2 separate regions of the Homo sapiens genome follow, and region 1 is linked to region 2. A link is a contact called in ENCODE Hi-C or POLR2A ChIA-PET data. All regions are on one chromosome and are shown on one strand. The core of a region is the stretch at or near the end of the contact, and the rest is flanking DNA. Distances in the headings are between cores, read along the strand shown.

Region 1 (6,739 bases), core at 561-3,060, 140 kb before region 2:
AGATCCAAAACAAAACTAAAAGCAACCAATTTTTTTTTTTTTGAGATGGAGTCTCACTCTGTTGCCCAGGCTGGAATGTGGTGGCACAATCTCAGCTCACTGCAACCTTCACCTCCCAGGTTCAAGCAATTCTCCTGCCTCAGCCTCCTGAGTAGCTGGGACTACAGGCATGTGTGACCACACCTGGCTAATTTTTGTATTTTTAGTAGAGAGGTGGTTTTGCCATGTTGGCCAGGCTGGTCTCGAACTCCTGACCTCAGGTGATCCCCCCACCTCAGCCTCCCAAAATGCTGGGATTACAGACGTAAGCCAACACACCTAACCAAAAGGCAACAAATTAAAATCAGCAGGAAATTTAAGAAACTGAATCATTCACTGACAAAAGCAAATAAGTGAAAAATAACAAAAGAACTTTTTTCAAACTTTTTTCTTACGAGATTACCAAAAAAAAGATTTTTTTTTACAAAATGACATTACTTTTGTTAAAGAGTAATCACTATTACCATTATATGATAGCTTATTAGAGCAATATCTTAAAAGAGCATATACTATATTTAGTATATAATTAATATACAATATGAGTACATGCATTTTTTAGAAGAGTTTCATGCAAATGTCTTGGTTTTGGTGTTGAAACAAAGGTTTTAGTGATATGACAAATTCACTTAAGTAGTACTGGAAAAAATGTCATTAAAGGATAACATTTCCCTTTTTATACACATGGCAATGCATATAAAACCAAATCTCAAACATAAAATGCAAGTATTGCACATTGTTAAACACACTCAACTTGAAGATTCTGATCTGAAAAAAATAGTTCTGGGCCAGGCACGGTGCCTCGTACCTGTAATCCCAACACTTTGGGAAGTTGAGGTGGGAGGATCACTTGAGCCCAGGAGTTCAAGACCAGCCTGGGCAACATAGCAAGACCTCATCTACAAAAATTTAAAAATTAGCTAGGCTTGATGGCAGGTGCCTTCCCAGCTATTCTGGCGGTTGAGGTGGGAGGATTGCTTGAGCCCAGGAGGCTGAGGCTGCAGTGAGCCCTAACTGCACTACTGCCATCCAGCCTGGGTGACAGAGCAAGACCCTATCGCAAAAACATAAAAAATTAAATAGTTCTGTAGTAAATAATTTTTTCTATCTCTTACTGCTTTGTGACAAAACTTCTCGATGGCTGCTTAACTAGGATAAAATACCTTAAATGGTTACTAGTTTAAATATCTTCCAGTTAAACGTGTTATATTAATTATGCAATTCAAAGAGTATGATATGCTAATTAAGACACATTAGAAAAAGGCTGTATCGTAAGCAATCTTAAACTAGTGCCTAGAGGATGGATTAAAAATAATACGGTTTTACATTTCTTACATACCTATAGTATTAATCATAACATACTCTAGAGAAAACAAAACTAATTATACACAAATACACACACACACACACACACACACACACACACACTCCTGTAATTTTTTTTTTTGCAAGTCACTTAGATGGTGTTATAATTCAGTCACTGAAATAAGGGCCCGTGGTGTGGGAGAAAAGGAGCCGGGAAGCAGAGATACAGACAAATGGTTAATTTCACAGGTTTTGTATGTCACAGGTTTAGAGCACCTGGTCTCACTTCTGGGTTGACTCTTCAAATAAGAGAACCTGTAAAACTTATACTTCTTGTGGTTTTTCTATGTGAAGAACTGTCTCCAAAGGTTAGGCATTTCAGGGTAGTCTTCTATTTAGCTGAAGCAAATGACCCAGTTTCACTAGCATACTCGCAGGCCCAGCCTGAGTCATATCACGGGAGGCCAGTCATACAGCCAGCCCCAGCTGCATGCAGCCAACAATGAGCTGCATGGCTCTGCTCAAGACATTTGAGTGCCACATTGCACACGACAGCAAAGTTGGAGGAAATTTCACTTCTTCAGTTTTCTCAGACTTAGAACCAACCAAAAACCATTTTCTCTAAATACAGTTAGTCCTCCTAGAATCATTAGAGAAGCACACCTACTCTAAACTGTTAGAGCCCTGAAACCACAATTTGAGAAATTTCTAACAAGAAGAGGAGAAACAAAGAAATGGGACGAAAACAGATAATACTCATCTGTGGAATATGGAATATTGAGAAATACATGTATAATGACAAGGAGCACCACAAAATTAAATTTCCTTTTCAGTTTATCTTGTACTACTCATATATTTATAACCCCAGTTGATACTCTTTACATACAGATCAGAAACCCTGCACACACCTGCAGTCACTCACCCTACTCACACACAGCGCCAGCTAGCCATTCTTTCCTTCGACTCCATTTTATTTTACAGTCTGAGGCAAAAGAGATACAAGGGTTCTTCTGCTTCTTCCATCACTGTTACTTTAATAATTTCCTATCCTCAACAATCACAAATTTATATAGTTGTTCCTGTATCAGGAGTTTTAGAATTATGACAGTATTATTCCTCTTTGCATTTTTTTCTTCTTAATGAAATGCAAGTAACTATTAGCAGAGGCACAGATAAATGGTTAATTTCACGGGTTTTGTATTTCGCATGTATTTGTATTTAGCATGGTACTAACTTAATGAAATGCAACTAACTATTAGGTTGAGGGCAGAGGCTTTGCAATTGCCACAGGGAAAAATTAAAACTTCTTCTTCTCACCTGAAGACCAGAATAAGTCTAGAAATGTTAGAAATATCCATAAAACCCCTTTAGGTAACTATCTGCAGCTTTAGATCCATAGCATAACCACAGTGTTAACAGAATTAAGACCAATGAATTCAATTTAGGTAAGACCCCCTATTACCATCTTTACAACAGTTTATAAAGCAGAGAAATCCCATGATAAATTATTTTTACATTGTTTAGTCTCCAGATAATCTGTCAGTTCCAAGATGGAACATCAAATATTCTTTCCACATACCGTATATAGAATGAATACATAGGATGACTTGGCAAAATGGATTGAAAATCACCTGTTTAAAAGACTAGCAAGTAGTTCTTCAATCTTATTTTTAGCTTCAACTTCAGATGAACATTTTTTAAATGAATCTTCTTCACTAAAGGACTATCAAAGAAGCATAAATAAGGATTAGCACAAACTCAAATAACTATATCTAATTATTATCAGTGTACAGTCAAATAAATATTCAATACATTCTTCACTAACTTACCTCTTGTCCTTAGTTTGAGCCATTTAGTTCACTTTTATATTAACAGTTTTTTATCTGCAAGCTATTGTACTCACTAGAAAGTTAATATAAAATATTACTGTATTAACAGTTAATATAAAACAGTTAATATAAAATAATTCAAAGTTATGAAAACTCTAAAGCTCTAGTACCAACTCCAAGCTTTATTGTATGATTATGGCAAGAGTTCTTAATCACCTAGGACTTGAATCTAAGTTTATCCTTGGACAAGTTATTTAACCTTTCTAAAGTACGGTATCCTCATCTTGAGAGAGAGAGAATGGAAGGAAGGAAGGAAAGAAGAGAAGTAAGAAGGAATGGACAAACAACAGTACTACCTACCTTGATGCTTTGTTGTGAAGATTAAATGGACTAACATATTTAAAGCACTCAGTAAAGTGCTTGTCCCATAGCAAAAAAATCAGTCAATGTTAACTGGGTGATTATACCTTTCCCATTTGCTAAATCACTGGACTACTCTGAAAACAAGATTTTTAACAGATTAAAATATTTTGCCTCATATATGCATTATAGGCTATTAAAATTAAGTTGCACTGTCTTCAATCATAGTAGCTAACTTAAGATATCAAAATATCAATGCTTAAGATTCCATTTAAGAATACTTATTAATCCAATCTATTAATAATAAATCAGCCTTCTAATAGGAAAGGGATCACATACTAAGCAAACTAGAATAGTAAGAACATGGTACTAAAACTAGAAATCTTTATCTCAAATAATGTGATAACCAGTACTTAATTAAAATAAGTATCATCATGTACCTGAGGTGGTCCTGAGAGTATCACAGGGGAGTTATCCTCTCCAAAACTGAGCTTTTGGATACGCTGAGCAACTGAAATTCCTAATTCTTTTTCTAAAATTTTGGGTGAAAAGGTTTGGAGATCACGCACACTATTGATACCCAGTGCTTCAAGACATTTGGCAGTTTTATAGCCAATACCTAAATAAAAAGAAATGCATACAATGTTAAAATAGCTTTTCTCCTTAAAACAAAGCTAATTAAAATATTATAAATATATCAATCTTATCTTTAAGTTCTATAATTTATACAGTAGTCCCCCCTTATCCACAGGGGATACATTCTAAGACCTTCAGTGGATGCCTGAAACCATGGACAGTATCAAACCCTATATATACAGTACTGTTTTTCCCATTACATATATACCTATGATAAAGTTTAATTTATAAATTAGGCACAGTAAGAGATTAACAATAATAATAAAACAGAACTATAACAATATACAATATACAAGTTATGTGAATGTGGTCTCTGCCTCTCTCTCTCAAAATATCTTATTATTTTCAGACCACAGTTGACTGCAGGTAATAGAAACTGTGAAAAGTGAAACTGCAGATAATGGGGGACTACTGTATTTTGCAAAGATCAAACCCCATTGCAAACTAGGTTGCTGTTCTTCCACTCAGGGCTCCTGAATTATATGCACCTCTTTGAAGTCCTCACAAAATGCAGTAAAATAAAATGAATACAGAGACAGCCAATAAATGCTGTCTTACTAAAACAAAAATTTTACCACCTGTTATGTAATATTCCAGAAATATTCAGAAATCATGATTATTATTAATATACAAAAAGGCTGCCACTAGAGCAATTAAAATAAATTAAGTGTACATATTAGGTAACCTAACTGATTCCTATACGCACCACCACACATTTATCCATAAGTCATATCTAACATTTACCATCCAGAATACAACTATGAGCCAGAAAGCAAACAAACAAAAAATCTTGCTAGCAAAACTGTCACAAAGTTCTTGCACTAAAATTCGGTCATACTTTATTCACAAGAGAAAACAGGCTATTTAATGTCTCCTTATTCTTTTCATTCAAAAACAGTAATTCCACAGTTATCTGGTTTTCTTGCACAGTAAAAGCAGTAAGTTGGAGGAGATGGCTATGTAGGGGGAACTATTAAAGTAGAGTGACAGATTTTTCACAGCAGAAAAAAAAGAAGGTTGGCAATTTGGCAATAAGTGAGAAAGGAGAAAGCCTGTTAAAAAAAAAAAAAAAAGATACAAGAACTCGAAAGTAAAGCCAAGTAAGAATGTTTTGCACCAGTATATAGTCCTCAGTTTATTACAACCTGACATTGTTCTTCAGAATGCACTACCAAAGTCATCCAAAAAACTTCAAATTATAGTTATACTATACTAAGGAAGGCAAGGCAGTGTATAATACATTTTGGAATCACGCAAGTATCAGTTAAAAATGTGAAGTATGACATCTAAGTTTCAGTGGTATTAGAAATTCACTTCCACAGAACTCTTTTATAACATCTTATTCCCTAGCAATACCACAGAAATGTAGTTCAACATATTGATGGCCTATAAAAACTTGGGTATTTAATCTTCAAAGATACAAACTTGCCCCATGACCTAAATAGGTCACCGAACTCCTCATGGAAATCAGTTTCCTAATCTTTAAAATGAGGACCTTGGCCTAGATGTTTTGGAAAGTCCATTGTAGCCTTAATATTTTATATGTAATCCCAAAAGAGTTAGTAAAAGACGAACTCCCCTCTCTAGAGGCAATGTACAGTATAAGAGTATGACCCAGGGACTGGAAATAAAGGACCATATGTTTCTAGGCTATAACTTTCATGACCATATTCTAACCATACAAAAGTAGATAAAATAAGAAAAGTACCTTCACATATTTCTTAATCCAAATTTGCTTGAGAAAACATTACAGTTTTTCTTAGTTTTTTCCAGGAACCAAGTATACACACACACACACATGCACACAAACTCACAGACAACTCTACCTAAGAATTAATTACATTGTATCTATAATTTTTTAAATTAAAAGAAATAAAATAAGACGTATATGTACTTTTCAAATATATTTGTCTTACCAGGTATTTCCTTTATGTGATTCAAACTATGAATAAGATGTTGACAACTTTCAGGTAATAAGACTGTTTGTTGATTTGGTTTAAAGACACCAGAAACTAATTTTGCCAACAGTTTATTAGAAGCCACTCCAGCACAGCCAGTGAGCCCCAACTGATTATACATGGCTTCCCGCATCTCTGCTGCAATCTGAGATCCAACAAGTAGTCTGATGTGCAAGACGTCAAGCAGGTTTATAGCTTTAAAAACAACAAATGTCATTCAAAGTCACAAGAAAAACCTTTTTCTTTTTCACAAAATAATTTTTAAAAGGTAGAGGGCTTAGTCTATATCCAACAACCACCACCACCACAACCACCACCATCATCACCTGGTATGGTTGTGATATTTGTCCCCTCCAAACCTCATGTTGTAATTTGATCCCCAGTGTTGGAGGTGGGGTCAAATGGGAGGTGTTGGGATCACAGGGGTGGATCCCTCATGAATAGATTAAAGCCCTCCCTCAGGGGTAAGTTTCTGACTGTATTAGTTCCAAAGACAGCTGGTTGTTAAAAGAGCCTGGCACCTCCCCCAGCCCTTGCTTCCTCTCTCACCATGTGATCTCTGCACACACTGGCTCCCTTTTGCCTTCCACCATGAGTGGAAACAGCCTGAGGCCC
Region 2 (7,102 bases), core at 2,294-4,793:
TATCCCTGCAGGTGTGAGTTTTACATCCTTTCCAAGAGGCATTTGCTAATAACCCTAACTACCGCCTATCCCTGTGACACTATTTTCTGCCTCAGCACCCTATTTCTTTTGTAGACATTTTCTAAGTCTGTATTTTATTTATTTGTTGGCTTTTTGTCTATTTCTCTACTAGAATGTAAGCTCCATGAGAGCAAGGATGTGTTTGTCTGATTTCCCGTTACAGCCCCAGCACTTAGCTGAGTGACTGGCACCTAGTAAGCACTCAGTAACTGTTTGCTGAATAAATGGAAGAATGGTCAAAAGGCTCTTCTTGATCTGATCCCTGCTTGTCTGTCTGGCCTCATGCTGCCACTATTCCTCACTGCACCTTCAGCTCAAGAAAAACCTCTTTACTTGCTTCTTTGAAGTGCCCCTTGGGCCTCTGTGTCTTTGTACCTGTTGTTCCCTTTGCCTGAAACACCCTTTGCCTGCCCGTCTACATGGTGAATTCCTAATCATTGATGAAGTCTCAGCTCAATGGCTACCTCCTCTGTGAAGCTGTCCCTGATTTCTTCAGGCAGATGTTCTTTCCCGCCTTCCCTGTTCCCACCGCACTTTGTAAATACCTCCATGGAAGCACTTTATTGTATTGTATTGTAATTTTTTTTTGCATGTCTGTTTCTACTATTAGACTGTAAGCACCGTAAAAGCAGAGATTGTGCTTTTTCATCCTCATGTTCCCCGAGCCTAGCCCAGTGCCTGGCACGTAATAGCTTGTCATTAAATATTTGTTGAATGAATCTGTGAATGAACAAGAGTCATGCAGTTGGAAAAGTGTTAGAAGCTGTATGTATTATAAAGGAAAGAAATGCCCTTGGTGGCTTCCAGGGTGTTTTTTTTTTTTTTTTTGGTCTAAAGAGGAGATCTAGAGAGTGTTATACAATCTCTTTGAATATAAGATTACTCGTTTGGATTTTTAAAATAATATAGATCTTCATAAATAATTGCAAAGATATAAACAAGCTTTGTGATTTCTCAAATGCTATGAAGTCCAAAATAAATATTTGCACTATTAGTATTTCCATAGTAAATGCTATGAGAAAATGTACAGCAATAAATTTTGAAGCTTTAAAACTGTTTGTGTAAGTCATCTTCAATGACTTAATCCATGAAGGACATCTCTGGATCATGTTTCTCGGGCACAGGGGACATCAGACTGGGGGGTGGGGTCCCAAAGTTCACAGGTAGGGCAGGGAACACCAGTCAGTTACAACCCAATTAGCTAGCAGTAGCTGTGGGATTTGGACTTGGAGCAGCAGGCTGTCAAAATGCATGACTCGAAGGATCTGGAGTAGGCTTTAAAATTTTAATTTGCATGCTGGTTTTCTCTATAAGGGCACATGCAAATTTTATGTGAAAATAGTTACTTTTATCAATTATTTGACTTTTAATGATGGGAAAACAAAAAGTGTTTTATTTCCTCACATTTATATAGCATTTAATAATTTATGGAACACTTTCACCTCCATTAATGTTATCTTTGAATTTTAATCTACATGTAAGCCATGTAATATGTACATATTCTTCTTCTCCTCATTTATGAGTTAAGGAATCTAAGACCCAGATAAGTTAAATGACTTATCCTAGCCAATAAGATTCAGAGAGGGAAATTTGAATGTAAAGGTTTTCTGTCTCGAGAACGCCACACAACCTTCCAATGCTATTCTCCACTCGGGTCTTAAGCTGACAAAAAGCAACACAGTTTGGTTTAACAAGTACAGTATGACTGTGGCCTGAAAGCAGAGCGATTCTTCCTAGGAGATCTGGTCCTTTTGTGGGTGACTAGTCAAAGCTTTTCCAGTAAACCTCCCTGCTGAGAAATCTTTACTAGGATTATTTATCTTATAAAAGAGGTGAGAATAGGTAAAGCTTCTTAATCACAGAATGTTAGGAATTATTTTTATCCGACGGTTAGCGTTTTCTTTGTAGTACTTTCAGCTTTTTGCCTCATGAACTTGATCCTCTGAGAAGTCTGGCAGCAAGATGCAACTGGACCATAGGCCCTGGGGCAAGAGTCCCCAACCTTTTTGGCACCAGGGACTGGTTTCATGGAAGACAATTTTTCCAAAGAGCAGGGTGGGGTGGGGTGATGGTTCTGAGATGAAACTATTCCACCTCAGATCATCAGGCATTAGATTCCCATAAGGAGTGTGCAATCTAGATCCCTCGCATGTGCGAGTCACAGTAAAGTTTGTGCGCCAATGAGAATCTAATGACACAGCTGATCTGAGAGGAGGCGGAGCTCAGGCGGGAATGCCTGCTCACCTGCTCACCTCCTGCTGTGTGGCCCTGTTCCTAACAGGCTGAAGATCAGTACGAGCCTGCTGCCGCCCAGGGCTTGGGGCCCCTGATGTAGGGCATGTGTAAAACCATTCACTGGGAGTGGGACCTTTTAATATTTGTTTTTATCTAATGTTATTGTGATTCTAATTTTTGAGTGTTTTTTAATATACATATTAGTAGAACAGTACATGTATATTATTTGTAAGTAAATATCCATAAATTTGGGAATACGTTTTTGTCTCAGAAAGGATTTATTAGCAAAGGAGTTTTGAGACCACTGCTCCAGTGCAGGACTCCTCATCGGGGGTCCATATTCCCCTGGAGTCAAGGAGCCTGCCAGACTCTTGCCATTACATACACAATTTTATGACGATGTGCCTTTCTCCTGGGGTAGTATCAGTAGCTTCTGTAGAATTCTCAGTGGGGAATGTATATCCAAGAATGAACCACTGAGGGCTGGTCTAGTGATTTCACTCCACTCTTGAGGCAGAATGGCTGTCACATACAAATTCAGATCATCTACAGCTTGATTTGTTATTGTTGTTGTTGTTGCATTTGTTGGTAGCCTCCAAATGACTTTCCATTTTGATTTAATGAATTAATGCTAACAAAATACCTAATAGAGTGGCCTCCGTATGGTAATGTATTTCATAAATGGGAGCAACCGCTTCCCCCAAAAACAAACAAACAAAAAACGCTGGTAAATTGTTAGGTATTGGAATATGCTTCTTGGGGAGTTACCTTGATTTTCGCTGACTGGATAAATATTCCCTGGACTGAGAGAGAACCAAAGCAGGGAGTTAATTGTGTGTGTGTTGGGAGAGGTTGATAGCAAGCAAGAATATGCTTGTTGAACACAGCATGATTCATACGAAGGCCTTACACCCAACAGTAGCTAGTTGTGAGAAAACAGAAACATTTGGAAACTTGAGGGGACTGATACAAATAGCAACATGGTAGAATGTGCTACTGGGAATGAATGCCTTCTTTTAAACCTTTCTCTTCCTCTCTTCTGTCTCCTACAAGAGCCGAGTCACTTAGTATAATTTTACAAATGAGAAAACTATAACCTTCCAACTATGACTTTCATTTTAAGAAACTCATGTGGCTTTTTGGAACAAACAAGATTTTGGTTTTACAGAAGCTGCTGTGAGAAGAGGATGAATTAGTCACCTAACTCTGAAAACATTTAACACTGGGGGTGGAGGGCTGGGGGAAGGGTGAATGCATTATTACTCAGTGAGTCAGAAACACACTCAACTTTACTGGAACTTTGTATTCATTCAAGGAATGGTCACAATCTTTGTTGTTGTTGTTCTTCCTCTTCTTTTTTTAAAATGACATTCCATAGGCTCTATTGCCATTTTATTAAAGATCAGTAGAAAGGCAAGAGGAAATATGGGTGTGAATTAAAGAATGGAGATAATTCAAATTACTCAGGGAAATTTCTTTGTGATAGGGTGGGACTGAGGTCCCTGATTTTTTGCTGACTGTTAGTCGGGGTTTGTCCTCAATGTCTAGAGGCTGCCCACATTCCTTGGCTAATGGCTCCTTTCATCGTTTTTGTTTGTTTGTTTTTGTTTTTGTTTTTGTTTTTTTTTGAAAGCCTCGCTCTGTCATCCAGGTTGGAGGCTGGAGTGCAGTGGCTTGATCTTGGCTCACTGCAGCCTCTGCCTCCCGGGTTCCAGTGATTCTCCTGCCTCAGCCTCCTGGGTAGCTGGGATTACAGGCATGCGTACAACCATGCCTGGCTAATTTTTATATTTTTAGTAGAGATGGGGTTTCACTATGTTGGCCAGGCTGGTCTTGAACTACTGACCTCAGGTGACCCGCCCACCTCGGCCTCCCAAAGTGCTGGGATTACAGGCATGAGCCACCATGCCCAGCCAGCTGCCTTAATCTTTAAAGCCAGAAATCAGGTCAATTTGTCTTATTGCTCCAACTTCCCCTTCTGCCTCATGTCTTTCACTCCAGCCAGAGAAAGTTCTCTTCCTTCAAAAACTCATTTAATTAGATTAAGCTCACCCAGATAATCCAAGATAATCTTTCCATTTTGAGATCTGCAAACTTAATTGTATCTGCAGAATCACTTTAGCCATGTAACCTAACATGATTACAATTTCTAGACATTAGAGCATGGGTAATTTTTTGGAAAAGGGCCTTCTGCCTGCCACATACTGTTAGCTACAAGTAACAGATTATCAGTCTCAGATGGCTTAAACAATAAGGAAATGTACATTAAATGTATCTAAAAGACAATTCTAGGCTACTTTAGATTCTTAATGCAAACCACAGGGCTCTAGCTTTGCTTCTGTGTAGTCTTCTAATCATGGCCTCTCCTTCGTGAATTGACTTCAGCCTCAGCTCAGTAGCAAGATGCTTCCAGGTGTCCAGACATGACAATGGCAAGAAGGAGAAGATAGATGTCTTCCTGTGCCTGCTTTTTATTATTTATTTATTTATTTACTCTTTTAAATATATGATAGAGATAGGATCTCGCTATGTCGACCAGGTTGGTCTTGAACTCCTGATCTCAAGCAATTCTGTCTCAGCTTCCCAAAGTGCTGGGATTACAGGTATTAGCCACCACACCCAGCCATATGCCTGCTTTTTAGAAGGCCCCAAACACTTTCCCTTGTACCTCATTGGCTAGAATTGGTTAACACGCCCATTCCTAAACTAGTTGCTGAGAAAGGGGGTTGGAATTACCCCAGATGGCTTAGATTAATCATCATATGGGAGTGTTGGGGCTGCTAGGGGGTCAACCACAACACCTGCTTCAATCTTCTGTCTCAAACTGCCTGCTATTCTTTTGTGCTTTCCCCTACCTTTGTGCTTTCATTTTTACTGGTTTCTCTGTAGAATTAGCTTCTTTTTTTCTCACAATCAGTCCGGACCCTATATTTTCTTTTCTTTTTTTTTTCCAGATCCCATCTTTTACTTAAGCCAAAAAAAAAAAAAGCATCACATTTCTTTCCTAAAGCCTTGTCAAATGCATTCCTCCCTCCAATCTGTCCCTTCTCAGTAGCGTGACTCTGCCTGACACCTTGTATATGAGTACATATTGCCTGTTCCTCAAATGCTTCTCATATTACCTAAGTTATAAGTTCCTCTAAGACATGAATATGACTTCTTAAAAGAATGGATTTGGGCATGAGTTCATAAACTCATTCCCAAATGAGTTAAGTATCAAAGTTGGAGGACACAGTCTTCCACAAGACCACCCTCACTTCTGACACCACTGCAATCTCCTAAACTTGCACAACCACCCTCAAGTTTGATAATTTGCTAGAAGGACTCACAGGACTTGCTAAAAATTATTATGTTCATGGTTATGATTTGTTGTAGGGAAAGAATACATGTTAACATTAGCCAGAGAGATACACAGTCTGCAAGGGTTCCAAACTTAAAGCCCACATTGTCCTCCTCCCATTGAGTGAGGAGACATTACCCTCCTAGCATTGATGTGTGATATATACGGGGTATTGCCAACCAGGAAAACTCACCTAAGCTTTGGTGTTCAGAGTTTTTAACCAGGACTGTGCTTAAGACATGATTGATTGACTGCCCACACGATTTTACTCAGTCTCCAGGTCAACTGAATGCATAACACAAAATCCCCACCCTAACTCACATGGTTGATCTTTCTGGAGTGGTCAGATCCTACCCTGACACATGTGGCCCTACCCTAAAATCCAGTCTGACCAGGTCACACCCTAAAAAGAAGACACCTTTTATCAGATATGACCTAGAATATCCCCCAGACACTGAGGGGAAAGGCTAGTTCTTTATTTGGGCAAGGCCAGATTCTTTATTTCATACTTTGTGATAAGTATTTTGGTAGTAAACACTAATTTGGTTATTACTGTGGCCCTGAGAAAAGTTCCCTTGATAATTAAATTAATATTTAGCTATTCTAGAATTATCATATTTTAAGAGCAATTAGCATTTAATGCCATTCCACTAACGCTTTGTTTTTCAACTTTATTCTTTCTATGTAGGAATACTTTCTTGTAATCATCGCATAAAATAAGCAAGATAATTTCTCTGTTGTGCTTCTTCACAAATTAGATAAGATAATTAAGACATAATTGCTTTCTTTTTCCTTAATATGGAGCAAATAAATAGTTCAAGAATATACAACAAGGGCATAGACTGAGTAATCTTGCAAACACTTTACCTCCTGGAAAGCAAAGGCAATGATCTCCATTAAAATTCAGCAATAATACTTAGTTATTATAGCAATTACAAAGCCATAGGTCTTTCCTATCTCTAATATGTTTTAAACCTTTTTAAATACATTTTTTGTCTATACCATATTAGAACTATTTTGGTTCTAATCTTATGACTCTAATAAAAGAGATAAACCAACTCAGTGAGGCTATAGGACAAGAGACAAAGTCTTGACATATATTATTTCTATAATAAAGTCATCATTATCTGGGCAGTCCTGAGGTTCCAAAGTCGATATATCAAGGTGAAAAATATCTCTCTCTATCCACCCAGTCAAAATTACCCTAGAAAACTTTCTAAACCCCTATAAAGTACACCATATATAGTTTGGCATATTCAATTCTATAAAGTAATTCTTTTTTTTTTTCTTTTGAGACAGGATCTTGCTCTGTCAATCAGGCTAGAGTGTAGTGGCAAGATCTTGGCTCACTGCAGCCTTGGCTTCCCAGGCTCAAGTGATCCTCCCATCTCAGCCTCCCAAGTAGCTGGGACTACCAGCACATGCTACCATGCCCAGCTAATTTCTTTTTTTTTAAATAGAAATGAG

The links. A loop is a pair of places that touch in the nucleus more often than their neighbours do. ChIA-PET counts read pairs that join two places held with the same protein, here RNA polymerase II (POLR2A). Pooled maps may share reads with other maps.
Region 1: a map of naive thymus-derived CD4-positive, alpha-beta T cell shows a loop between it and region 2 (9-fold over the local background). The contact joins two enhancer-like sites. A Hi-C loop is called at or near these places in 8 of 168 maps with a recorded cell type or tissue (GM12878, GM13977, HCT116 and 5 more), 27 of 37 single-sample maps with no recorded cell type and 17 of 50 pooled maps. POLR2A ChIA-PET finds 5 or more read pairs at or near these places in 11 of 52 experiments (BJ, CD8-positive, alpha-beta memory T cell, MCF 10A and 7 more).

Annotation. Positions count from the first base shown.
Region 1 is chr18:54,280,247-54,286,985 of GRCh38, reverse strand. It overlaps POLI (DNA polymerase iota), which reads right to left. Exons shown (of 10, transcript NM_007195.3): 5 at 6,083-6,319; 6 at 3,971-4,149; 7 at 2,973-3,064. Among named protein-coding and RNA genes, the nearest start is that of POLI, 14 kb to the right of the region's middle. RefSeq lists an enhancer at 1,587-1,776. Within about 2 kb of position 1,810, at least 4 of the 41 ENCODE cell types and tissues checked have a DNase peak (open chromatin) inside an H3K27ac peak, as active enhancers do; they include mammary epithelial cell, where a contact is called at or near this core.
Region 2 is chr18:54,145,617-54,152,718 of GRCh38, reverse strand. MBD2 (methyl-CpG binding domain protein 2) reads left to right here. Exons shown (of 7, transcript NM_003927.5): 7 at 1-1,113. Among named protein-coding and RNA genes, the nearest start is that of SNORA37, 73 kb to the left of the region's middle. Within about 2 kb of position 3,543, at least 10 of the 41 ENCODE cell types and tissues checked have a DNase peak (open chromatin) inside an H3K27ac peak, as active enhancers do; they include mammary epithelial cell, where a contact is called at or near this core.